Linked DNA regions of Homo sapiens: region 1 is linked to region 2. Evidence: chromatin contacts called from ENCODE Hi-C data. All regions are on one chromosome and are shown on one strand. The core of a region is the stretch at or near the end of the contact, and the rest is flanking DNA. Distances in the headings are between cores, read along the strand shown.

What was found. Hi-C counts contacts between places; a loop is a spot of excess contacts on that map. Pooled maps may share reads with other maps.
Region 1: a pooled map shows a loop between it and region 2 (10-fold over the local background). The contact joins the promoter of MAEA here to the promoter of ZNF718 in region 2. A Hi-C loop is called at or near these places in 6 of 50 pooled maps.

The regions. Positions count from the first base shown.
Region 1 is chr4:1,288,597-1,294,709 of GRCh38, reverse strand. It overlaps MAEA (macrophage erythroblast attacher, E3 ubiquitin ligase), which reads right to left and starts at 4,819. Exons shown (of 9, transcript NM_001017405.3): 1 at 4,728-4,819. The coding sequence starts at 4,796. It overlaps LOC105374347 (a long non-coding RNA gene), which reads left to right and starts at 5,139. Exons shown (of 3, transcript XR_925046.3): 1 at 5,139-5,825. RefSeq lists silencers at 3,238-3,420, 4,509-4,788, 4,889-5,298.
Region 2 is chr4:123,251-129,441 of GRCh38, reverse strand. ZNF718 (zinc finger protein 718) reads right to left here and starts at 4,941. Exons shown (of 4, transcript NM_001039127.6): 1 at 4,769-4,941. The coding sequence starts at 4,771. It overlaps LOC124900641, which reads left to right and starts at 3,851. Exons shown (of 1, transcript XM_047416469.1): 1 at 3,851-6,191. The coding sequence starts at 4,194. The coding sequence ends at 4,670. RefSeq lists enhancers at 3,707-3,766, 4,027-4,226, 4,517-4,956.

The DNA of each region.
Region 1 (6,113 bases), core at 3,570-6,069, 1.2 Mb before region 2:
CCTCCCACCGGAGCGTAGACAGGGGCCTCACTTGTCTCCCCATCATGCTAGCCCAGGGCCTGACTGTGCAGGGCCTGACCGTACCTGGCCGATGGAGGCTCTCAGACCACTGCTGCGGAGGGGGGTATGGGAGAAGCTAAGTGCACCTGCAGCCCTGCTCTGCAGCCCGGCGGCGGTGCCTTGCTTAGGTCCCAGGGCCGCTCCAGGCCTCACGTCAGTACTGCCTCCAACCTAGCCCAGCCATTACGGTGAATCAGGCATTAAAAAGCACTTTCTTGACTTGAAATGTGTTAAAAAAATAATACTTAAAAAAACAAAAACAAAACCAACCCCCCAGCTAGCAGTGAATTCAAGTCTACATCCTTATCTCAGCCTTGCCCAACCAGCTGGAAAGGCCCAGGCCTGGGAGGGAAGACCTGTGCCAGCGCGGAGGCCGCGGAAGCCAGCCCAGGGCCAAACCACCAGCAAACGGTGGGAGAGGCGAGGGGAGTGGAGCTGGGAGCCACAAAGGGCAGACCATGGCTCTTCTGGGCAGAAGGAATTTCCACTGTGCTCTAGAGACCGGGCGGATTCTGGAGGGCTGTGACGTTACTGCAGATAAAGTACATCGAAAAAGCCGGCCACAGAAGAGGTGGAGACCCGGCCTAAGACTCCTCAGACACGGCATCACCAGGGTCCAACCCAATGTGTGTGTCAGTAAGTCAAACGCTTCGTGGTTGCCTGTGTTTCTCACACTCGAGAACACATGATCCTCCCAAATCCAGCCAAGATGGAGTGAAGAAAACTACAAAAGGCGCAGGAGCAGTTACAACTTCAGCACACAGCTGGCACCCGAACTCCCTACCACAGGCACAGACCCAGGCTGTGAGGCATCAGGGCCATGCCTGGGCAACCAGACTGTCATCAAACCAAAGGCAGAACATGCAAATCTTCCTGTAGAGAATTCAGACACCTGAGAATGCAACCACAAGCCCGGTGTTTCTCAGCCTGTCCTCTGGGGAGAGGACAGCATCACCACCTTGGGTGTGAGAGGACTCACTGGAGCTGGGAACCCTTGCTGGGGCTCCAGGAGAGGAGAGGTGGGCCCAGGTGGGGTTCACAGAGAGGAGCCAGGTCCAGACCAGGGTCTCCAGGTGATGAACACCACTTCCCGCCCTGGGCTGTGCAGACACCCATGTGAAATTCTCTAAACTATTATTTTTCTTCGGCTATCTGAAGGGAAATAGTAGGAGTAAATACACCAAAATGTTAATGAAGTTCTCTCTGTGCAGCAGGGTAACTTGAAGAAAAAACAAATTACTTTTATTTATTTATTATTTGAGACAGGGTCTCACTCTGTCACCCAGGCTGGAGGGCAGTGGTGCAATCTCGGTTCACCACAGCCTGGATCTCCTGGCTCAAGTGATCCTCTCGCCTCAGCCTCCCAATTAGCTGGGACTACAGGCGCACACCACCGCACCCAACTCATCAAATTACTTTTATAATCAGAAAAAAAAAAACCTTTTACAAAATAATGAAAGCAAGGGCTTCCAATTCAAGATGGTGAACTATGCATGTTGAATTGAAAGATGGTGAATTCCTGAGGTCAGGAGTTCAAGACCAGCTGGACAACATGGAGAAACCACGTCTCTACTAAAAAATACAAAAAATTAGCTGGGCATGGTGGCGGGTGCCTGTAATCTCAGCTACTCGGGAGGCTGAGGTAGGAGAATTGCTTGAATCTGGGAGGCAGAGGTTGCAGTGAGCTGAGATTGTGCCACCGCGCTCCAGCCTGGGCAACAGAGTGAGACTCCGTCTCAAAAAAGAAAAAAAAAAAAAAAAAAGATGGTGAGTTATTCATCTTTCCCCTCCCCCACAAGGCATTACCCACCACCCTACACCGGACGGCGTTCACAGCATTTGACAGCAAAAAGACACAGCCACAGCCAGGACGCAAGGCTGAGTCCTCATGAGCCACACCTCCGTTTGGTAAGAGGAAGAAACAAGTCCCTTAAAGCAGGATCCAGCCCAGCAATTCTCAGGGGTGTGTGCATGCCCCCAGGGCACATCTAGCAATGTCTGAAGACATTTTGGGGGCATGCTCTTGGCATCTGGCAGGCAGACACCAGGGATGCTGCTAGACATCCTAGACTGCACAGCCCCCACCACCGACAAAGGCTCCTCCAGCCCAAACGTTCGCAGGCCGGTCCACCCCTTTGGTGGAAATAGAAGCTCATGACGACAGAGGTGCCCAAGGTCAGTGCGTGTTGGCTGCAGCAATTCACGTCTGTTCCATTCTCTTCCCACTTCACCAGGAAAATAGAAAAATAAGTACCTGCCAGGCACCCAGGAGCCCCACCAGCCGCCCTGACGCTGTGAGGAAGCAGACATCCCAAGTGTTACTGCTGAAACCCACCTAGGGCTACCAAGCCCTCTGAAGAGAAAGGAATCCCCTGTGAGTCTGTGGAGGACTCACATGGCAGGAAAGCAGTTTAACTATTACCAGGTGAAGATCCAGTCCAGAGCATGCCAGCTGCTACCACCCTGCAGGAGGACTTGCTCTCAGACTAGAGAAGCAGAACATCCACCCCCCACCTTCCACAACCCCGGTCCTGCAGCCCTCGGTCCCTTCTCTGACATCTGCACTGGCCCCTCCTGGAAACTGAAGAGTGCAGCTCTTGAGCTGTGAGCTCAGCATGTTCTGTTTAGTTCTATACCAATAAATGCTTCTAAATCAAGGATCCCTAGTTTCCCAGCAAAACACCTCCATTATCCACTAGGAATCACTCCTGAAAACTTCTATGAAAAAAAGTTTTAACTCAGTAGTGACACAAGTGTCAACAGAGAAATTATGACACTATAATATTTCTTTACCTGTATGACTATCTGCATGACTATTTTAATCAGAAGCTATGCAATCACTCTGGAATACAAATTACATTCACGATTACAAAACAGCAGAAGACCTGAAGAAGAATCCTTTCCGGAGACCTTCCATCTCCCTTCCTAGTTCCTTCAATACACAATGAAAGGATTTCTGGAAACTTTTCCTATCTAGTGTTTCCCACATTCACCAGCCAGTACCAGAAGTGACAAACCACCACGGTTCTGATCTTCAAACCTTCTTGTGTGTTAGCTGAAATGACAGGCCTGGAGGTGCACTGCGTGAGACAAAGTGGTCAGTGGTTAGGACTCCCTACTAATATCACCACAATGTCCTTGTATAGACTTCTCTCAGCTGCAGGGTCTCCATCTCTAAACCAACAGAGATCCACCAATGTCACTGAGTATTAAAAACCAACCACCTACATCTTGGAGGGATCTAGCAAGAGGCTAGACCTTTGGTAACGTCAGCAACATTGCCCTCCCTTCCTTGATCAAAAGAAGTGCTGGACACACAAGCACCATGAAACCCCACTGCGAAACCATTAGTGTGGCGGGCGCGTGGCTCACACCTGTCAGCCCAGCGCTTTGGGAGGTCAAAAGGCAGGAGGATCGCTTAAGTCCTGGAATCCAAAACCACCCTAGGCAACAGTGAAACCCCGTTTCTTTTTAAAAATATGAAATAAACCGCTAGTTAATAAAGAGGAGGAGAAGCTTGCTTCTGCTTTCCTATGAAGACCAGCTACAGCAGGGTACAGCCTGACTTCAGCAGCGCTAACTGTAGCAGGGACCTTTTAATGAATGCTAGGCACTGTTTGAAACAATACGTGGTCACTCATTTCACCCTGAGGTGACACAGGCGCTACCACTGCTTAAACCTGACAAGAATAAACAGTCACCAACCGGGCCCTGATGTCTCCCAGTAAGGACGAATACAGAGAAGCCTGATTCACACCCCAGCAGGATGGCTCACAGCCTGTGCTCTTCAGCCCTTCGCTGAACTGCCCTGGGGCTGGGGGAACGCACAGCAACCTGGCCATACTGCATCCTCCACACCTGTCGCCACACCGTCCGTCCTCAGACGGACGTGAACACCAGGGCGCTCTGGGAGGAGAGAGAAACTACGCAGCTCTCCAGGAAGGCAACACAGAACCACGAAGCTCAGCCGCAGCTCTAGGAAAGCTATGACCTTGATCTTTTAAGGAATTCCTTCCCAGGTGCTTCATATCAAATCCTCTACTAACTAGGTAAAGAACAAGTATCGGCTCCTTCTACTAGGAGCACAAATTTCATTCTAAGAAGTGCGACGTGGCTAGGTGACCACCCAAGGTCACGCAACCGGCAGCCGGACGGCAAGAGCTGTATTTCAGGTTTGGTGACGCCCATCAAAAAGGTCGCTGGGTGCCATCAGGCCGTGAGGTTTCTCCCTACAGTTCCTAACTAGCGACCGGCGCAGCCGGCACCTCCCAGCCCTGGGCTCCCGGGAGGGCGGCCGGGCACTGGCTGGGCACGCCGCGCACTCCGTCTGCCTGGGCGCCAGAGACCCCACGCCCCGCAAACTCCGGCTTCCACCCCAGCCCCAAATTCGCCACCCTTAGCGCTGCCAGAGTCGTCGCTGGCTCGGCTCACGCAGCTCTTCAAGCAGAGGGGCCACAGTCGGGCGCCTGGCAGGGCCAAAGCCGCCGCCCCCGCCACACCTGCCCGGCGCGGACCGGGCGCCCCTGAGAAGCCCGCACGGCCCCGCGAGGCCGCGCCCAGCTCCCGCCGCCCTCGCCGCTGGCCCTCCCGGGGCGGCCCCTCGCGGCCCGAGGGCACTGGCTGGAGACGCCTTCGCTGCCCTCAGCCTGCGCGGCGCAGGCGCCCACCTTGAGGGTCGGGTACTCCTGGACCTTCAGGGTCATGGACAACTGAGCCGCCGACTCCTGCACCGCCATCTTGAAGCGGCCAAAACATTAGCGGGCGGGGGACGCGCGAGCGCGCTGCACGCCGGGAAATGACGCCACGCGCCGGCCGGAGCAGGATGGGGGCGGGCCGATGCCCCTGCACCAATCGTATCCGCCCAGTCGGCCGGAGGCGGAAGAAGGCGCGAACCAATCACTGCCGGGTTTCCTCTCGTTCAGCCAATCAACGATAGCCCCGGCTGGCGGTTTCCACCTTGAATTCGCTACCGGGTTCAGGCCGCAGACGCCGGAGCTGGGGATGCTCCTGGCCCGGGGCGGGCCGATGGGGTGCGGGCTGCGGCCCGGGCGGGTGGAGCTGGGGCCGAGCGGGCTGGGGGACTTGGCGTCCGTCCAGTTACTTGGGGCTCCCGCGGGGTGGTCCCCTGTGGGTCCCTCGTGCCTGCGGTACCAAGGGCAACGCCAACAAAACGCCTGGCCGCATGCGCCTGTAGCCAGCTATTTTTCTTTGGCCTTATTTTGACCGATTTACAGCTGCTGGAATCCTGATGTGGAACCTCCGACTTCCCAACGGAAGAGGAAAGGCCCAGTACCTAAAACTGATTTATGGACAGAAACTCCCGAAGCATGAGAAGCGTGTGGCCTCTCCGCCCTCTCCTTGCAGGGCGGGCAGCGCTGGCATCCAGGTCGTGCGCTGCCTTCATTTCAGCCACTTCACATTCTCAGCCTTTCAAACACCACCCGTCTCCCTCCTTTCCAAAATAAAACTGAAATTAGATTTTATTAATTAGGAAATGACGTCCCAATTAAACCACCTTGTGTTTCACATAACACATTTCTAAACAACTTTTAAAATATTTGGTGTTTAAACAAAGGAAAAACATCTAAGGTGACACAGCGATGAAGGGAGAACCTCCGCTTGGAGGCTGCTACATGTTACAGCCGCAAGACATCCGACCCGCACTGTGGAATCTTTCTCTGTCTTACTTAAACAGGAGTTGGGACTAAGGAAAGTGTTATTCCTCAAGTGTGTGGCTGCAGACTCCAGTCTTTTAGACATTTGAAGTAAGTTTTACAGTGAGGTGCACAAATCTTAACTATACAGCTTTAATGAATTTTCACCCATATTTGCACTTTTATCTAACCGTGTCCTGGTTGAGATTTAGGACATTTCCCGTGGCACAGAAAGCTCCTCTGCCCCTTCCCGGGCTATATCCCCATCATTCTAACCCTGCTCCCCGTAACAGCGTTCCTGACCTTCCTATAGAGATGGAAGCATGCACTCTGTACTCTTTGCGTCCTTTCACGGTTCGCATCGTGTCTGCCACTCTCCGGGATGGTCCCAGTAGTACA
Region 2 (6,191 bases), core at 3,692-6,191:
GAGATTTCAGTGTGGGGTAAGACCTGGACAAGGTTCAGCAGAGGGTGGATCTGGGCAGAACTGGGACAGAAGGTGGGCCCTAGGCATCTGCTCTCTATGCCCGTAAGTATTTTCAGTTTTGTCTTTTCTAAGCCTGCCCAAGAGAAATTTGATTCCCAGAGTTTCTGTATCTTAATCTATTTTAGCTAATTCCCTATTTTATAACATTATAACACACAATAACAAGGAATTTAACCAAAACCCTTATGTTTTTCTAGACCAATTATATTAGAAGCTAATTATTTATTCTTAGCAAGGTAAAAACAACACAAATAATAACAACAATTTCTCTTCTGTCAATGAACAGCTGATCAGATGGTGGCATTAAAACTCACAAAACAATAAAAGGGAAGTAACACAAATTAAGCTTAAGTCTCCATACAGTTTCTGTCTTTGTACTGAACACACGATGCTGAATTCAATCATTTATTCATGTGCTCTAGACTGCAAGTTCCTTGATGGTAGGGACCATGACTGCTTTATGTCTTTTTCTAATGATCATATGAAATAGAAGCAATTAGCTTATTGATCAGTTTGAGTCTCCAGATTCCTCATTTTTCACCAAAGAACCAGAAAACTGGAGCAATTCTTATCTGGGTACAAACCAAGGAGATTCTTTCTGTGAGGGGAGGAACAAACCCTGCATGAGTCACTTATCTTCCTCTGAAATGGGAGCAGAATTAGACCTTGTCAGACTGACCCCAGTCTGCACATGACATCCTCAAATGTCTCATTACTCAAAGATGCTGAGTAATGATGCCCTCATAGTGATCCACGGAGGAGACACTCAGGCTGACTTTGTGTGGTGCAAACAGAAAATGGCGCTGTCCTGGTGGTCCTGCACATCTTGGCTCCAGATGTGATATCCCCTGTCCCTGATCAGCTAACTCTGAGGTAAGAAGAAGGACAAAAGTACTCTACTCCCATAACACAGTATAGAGGAGGAAGGTACACTTGTGATTATGGTTGTCATTAAGGCTCTGGATATTTTGTGGCCTTACCTCCCACTGCTAAGATGCTTGTTTACACTTAAAGATTCTGCCACAGGATTCTGTTCCCATCAGAAGCCTCTCACACAGCTGTAGCAGGTCACTGAACAAGATCTGGAAAACTCAAAGGGCCCCACTCTAAAAATGGGGCTTAAGATGTCTACATTGACCTCTCATGATGCAGAAAATGTCTTCTGTGAGTTTTTCGTATGTCTTCAACCCAAAGTCTGGTCCAGTGTTGGGAATCCCAGGCAGAGGCCAACTTTTGTATGCAGATTCTAGGTGGGATCAATGTGCCTCTACATTCTTAGGGGTTAGAGTAAGCAGAGTAAAACCAGAGGAGAGATCACCTCATGGAGGCTCCTTCAACACATTCTTAAGAATATTTTGACCTAAAAGGAAATACTGGGATAAACATAATATAAGTAGAGAGTTTTCTGGGGCCAAAGCTTGAAGACTGCAATCCTGGAGTATAAAGCTACCTGAATATACACTCCAATTACAAGTATATTTGTAAAGGCAAAAAGGAAGGCAGGATAGAAAGTTGTCAGGAATTCTTATTTACAGAAGTAACATTGGTTAGTGATTGGTTATATACATTGTTAAGCTATTGGGTGTGGATTATAGTGTCCAGTGTGGCATTATTAGGTTAATTTATAGCCACTTGTGCCAATAGCAAGCAATTTCAAAAGACAAATAGTTCAAAGACGGGAACAGTACATCACTGTGGTCTCATTTTAACCAGTCTCTGGGTCTGATCATTAAAAGAACATGTATTTCTCAAATAAAAGTTCTTTTCTTCTCTCAAATCCCAGAAAATAAATTCAGAATTTGGAACTGCACATTTAGGTCTTGGAGGGCTGGTGAGCTATGCACATTTGCGGGCATTTGGGCAAAGGGAGGAGGGAGAGAATTGAAGTTCTCAAGTTTAATCAATGCACATGTATGATCCTGGTTGGGTTTATGGGCCCCGTGATCTCTGAATCCGTGTCAGATCTGAAGATGACAGGAGCACTGAAGGAGGTGAAATAACTGATTGCTGTCCTGAAGTGATTTTTGTAGAAATCTAGTCTAACTGCTCTAGAAGGGACTGTAGATCCCAAATAGAGAGACTATTTTGTTTGCAGATTTGGGGAGCACCTTGCTGCACTTTGTCATACAATTGTGGGTTGTGGCTGGAATCCTGAGAAGAAAGGTTTTTCTCTCAAGTGAAGCCTGGTGGGCACTTTGTATATAACGTCCAGTACTTCTAAACAGTGCATGGAAAATATGACTAAAAGAAAAATTTTCAGCCAGGCACGGTGGCTCACGCCTATAATCCCAGCACTTTGGGAGGCCAAGGCCGGTGGATCATGAGGTCAGAAGATGGAGACCATCCTGGCCAACATGGCGAAACCCCGTCTCTACTAAAAATACAAAAAAATTAGCTGAGTGTGGTGGCGCGCCTGTAATCCCAACTACTCAGGAGGCTGAGCAGGTGAATCGCTTGAACCTGGGAGGTGGAGAATGCGGTGAGCCGAGATCGCACTACTGCACTCCAGCCTGGCGACACAGCGAAGACTCCGTCTTAAAAAAAAAAAAAAAGAGAAAAATTATCTCCAATCCTAAAAAAATTTTCCACCATAATAGAACAGCAAGAAAATGTTTTGTTATATAATTAAACCAAAATGTGATGTGCATCACAGGCAATCTACTAAGAGACTGCAAACACAGAAAAAAAGTCACCATTAGTTCTTAAGTAGAAGACTTGAAAGCACCATTTACACAGTTTATTATTTCACCTAGTAATTTGGGAGGTAATCTGGGTTTTCTAATTGGTAATATTCAAAAGAAAAATAAACTTCCCACATCTTCATGACAGGACGTAGACCCACAATGTGGAGCCAGGTACCTGCTGAAGGCAGCCTCCCACCCTCCTACAGAAACTGTGGGATATATTCTTGCTATTCACATTTCAAAGCAATAGTTCCCAAGTCCTAGATAAAGACAAGTCTGAGTCAAAAAAGACAAATGACCTATTTAACTGATAAAAATGATTTACATATATTTCAAAAACTGGTGAAAATAATTATAAAAATTTTCCACCTAAATGCTTTAAGAAAAGGGAGAAGAGCAAAAATTCTTCCCTCACTCTAAAGAGAAATCATTAAGCCTCTTCTAATTTGTATTTGCTCCTACAACAGCCAGGTCTAAGGCATGGTCTTGAATTCCCTAACGTCTGAATTCTTGTAGGCACGTAAGGGATGAACTTGGGCACACTGTATGCACAGAAAAGAGGATTTGTGGGGAAGGAAAAAGCACAAGACAGCAAGGAGCTATCAAGAGCCATGGGGTGGGGGCAGGGCACAACTGATGAAAGGACTGGTTTGTGCTACAGGTACAGGCCCAGGCAGGGCTACGCACTGACTGATTCCTGAGTCCATAAAGGCATAGGAGATTAAGATCAGATGGTCCAGAAGCCTGGGTTGGAGAAGGAAACGGGCTCCTGCTAAACAGATCTGGGGTTGAGATGAGCCAGGAGTCTTCTGGGCACTGCGTGTGCTTTTGGCAGAAAACTGTAGGAGCAAAACTGCCATGGGCACAATTCCTGAGGGTAGAACCCTGTCTTAGGCCAGGTGTGGCCGTGCGAATGCCCAGTGGGCGTGCTCAGGAGTGGGTTAGCATTGGGTGGGGGCTGGCAGCAGGATGCGGGGAAGGGATGTTTCTTAGAACTGCTTTCCTCTAAGTTCCCAGTCCCCTTTCTCCCCGGGAGGAGGCCTGGAGGAAGAGGACAGTGCCCAGCGGGACAGCGCCTGTGCAGAACCCGGCCGCGCCTCCTGCGGACACCAGGTGACTTCCTCCAACCCAGACTCGGCCATGTCTTTCTTCTGACAGAAAACTTGCGGAGTTTCCTCAACACCAGTCAATGCTCCAACCCCAACGGGGTGTCCAGCAACTCACTAACGACACCACCCAGAGTCAGCGCTGACCCCACAAGCTCAGCACTCTTCCCGCAGCTGCTCTCCTGCAGACGCCAGTCCCTGCCTCTGGACACCCGTCTTCATTTCTGAACCCCTGCCTACAAACCAGGGACGCCCACACCCTCCTCAAGTTCAATAATGTGGCAGAACTACTCACAGAACTAAGAGAAGCGCTGTGCGCACCGACACCAGCGTATTCTAAAAGATGCGAACAGACACCAGCGTATTCAGGAACAGCCACGCGGAGGAGGCGCACAGGGCAAGGGGACTGGCGGCAAAGTTGGCGCAGGCAGGTGATTTGCTTCGCTTCCTCACACACCTCACAAAAGCCTTTCCTTCAAGACCCGCTGGCAGTCCCCAAACCACGAGCCACGGCAGAGCTTTCCCATTAATAAGTCCTGTTTGCTCACATGAACTCCATGTTTTGATGGGGCCTCAATCTCATTCTGAACAGGGTAAAGTAGGGACGGGATTCCGGACCACAGCTCCTCCCACGCCGGCACCGCGCAGGCCGCCGCGGTGTCTTCCGGATGAGCTCCTACTCACTCCACAGCCCGGGGAAAGTGCAGGGCTACCGGCGCAGAGCTGCACAAGGAGGGCTGCAGGCTGGGCCAGAGCCGCTGTACGGGGACTGACAAGAGCGCGGGTCCCTCACCGGAGGGGACTGAGGACAGAGGGCTGAGCGGGAACTCCATTCACAGACTCCTCCCACCGCCGCCATTTCCCGCCGGTTCCGATGAGGCCTCCACAGCCTTGGGACGCCCTGCCCTGCACACTCACCATTTCCCGACTTCAGGAGTGTCCCAGAGTCTTAGATACGAATCATCCAATACCGGCAGGTCACAGAGCCACAGAGGCTGAGGCTGTGGCAGAATCACCGAGGCTTCCCTAAGGAGCGGGAGCAGAGCGATGAGGCCCTAACCGAGCTCTGGCTGGAGCTACAAGCAAAAGCCGCGCCAGATCCCGGATGCCGCACCCTCCTCTCTGCTGCGCGCCTCATTCGGCAGTTGTCAATCCAGCGCTCTAATTGGATAGAGCTGTAAGTCTCCCGCCTCAGGCCTTGAGTGACAGAAGTTGCAACCATACACAGCACTGAATGAGGCGAGAGTGACAGGCTCTGGCCTCCTGGTACTTTGAGGCAGGTTTTTTGTGTTTGTTTTTTGAGTCTGGCTCTTCTCGCCCAGGCTGGAGTGCAGTGGCGCGAACTCGGCTCTCTGCAACCTCTGCCTCCCGGGTTTAAGCGATTCTCCTCAGCCTCCCAAGTAGCTGGGATTACAGGTGCCCACCACCACACCCGGCCAATTTCTGTATTTTTAGCAGAGACAGGGTTTCACCATGTTGGCCAGGCTGGTCTTGAACTCCTGACCTCAGGGTATCTGTTCGCCTATGTCTCCCAAAATGCTGGGATTAAAGGCGTGAGCCACCACGCCCGGCCCAGGCTGGGGTGTTATCTCTGTGCTTGGCTTGGTACAGCCCAGTGGTCATTTTTTTAACCTTGTGGTATGTAAGGTTAGGTCCATTTATAATATAAATTATACACACACGCATGCATGCACGCACATGCACACACACGTACACATGCACGCGTGCATACACAAACTTGTTCACAAACGGAAACAATATAATGACAATTATTTTAATGTTTTATAACCTTTCTGGCCTCTGGTCTTTTGAGTAGGACACATGAGATTTTAAGAAGGAAGTAATCCTCTAAAAAATAAAATGTTAGCTATTAGTGAATTTTCAATTTTTTATTAGCCACATCGAAAATAATAAAAACAAGTGAGATTGTTTGTGATAATTTTAGCCTACTATATCCAAAATATTATTGTTTTAATATGTGATCAATATATAATTGAGAGGTGAAGCCAGCTGGACTTCCTGGGTAAACTGGGGACTTGGAGAACTTTCCTGTCTTACAAGAGGATTGTAAAATGTACCAATCAGCACTCTGTAAAAACGCACCAATCAGTGCTCTGTAGCTAGCAAGGGGATTGTAAAATGCACCAATCAGCACTCTGTAAAATGCACCAATCAGCAGGATCCTAAAAGTAGCCAATTGCAGGGAGGATTGAAAAAAGGGCACTGTGATAGGACAAAAACGGAACACGGGAGGGCACAATTAAGGGGAAATGGGAGGTGGAATAAAAGCTGACCACCCCAGCCAGCAGTGGCAACCAACTGGGGTCCCCTTCGATGCTGT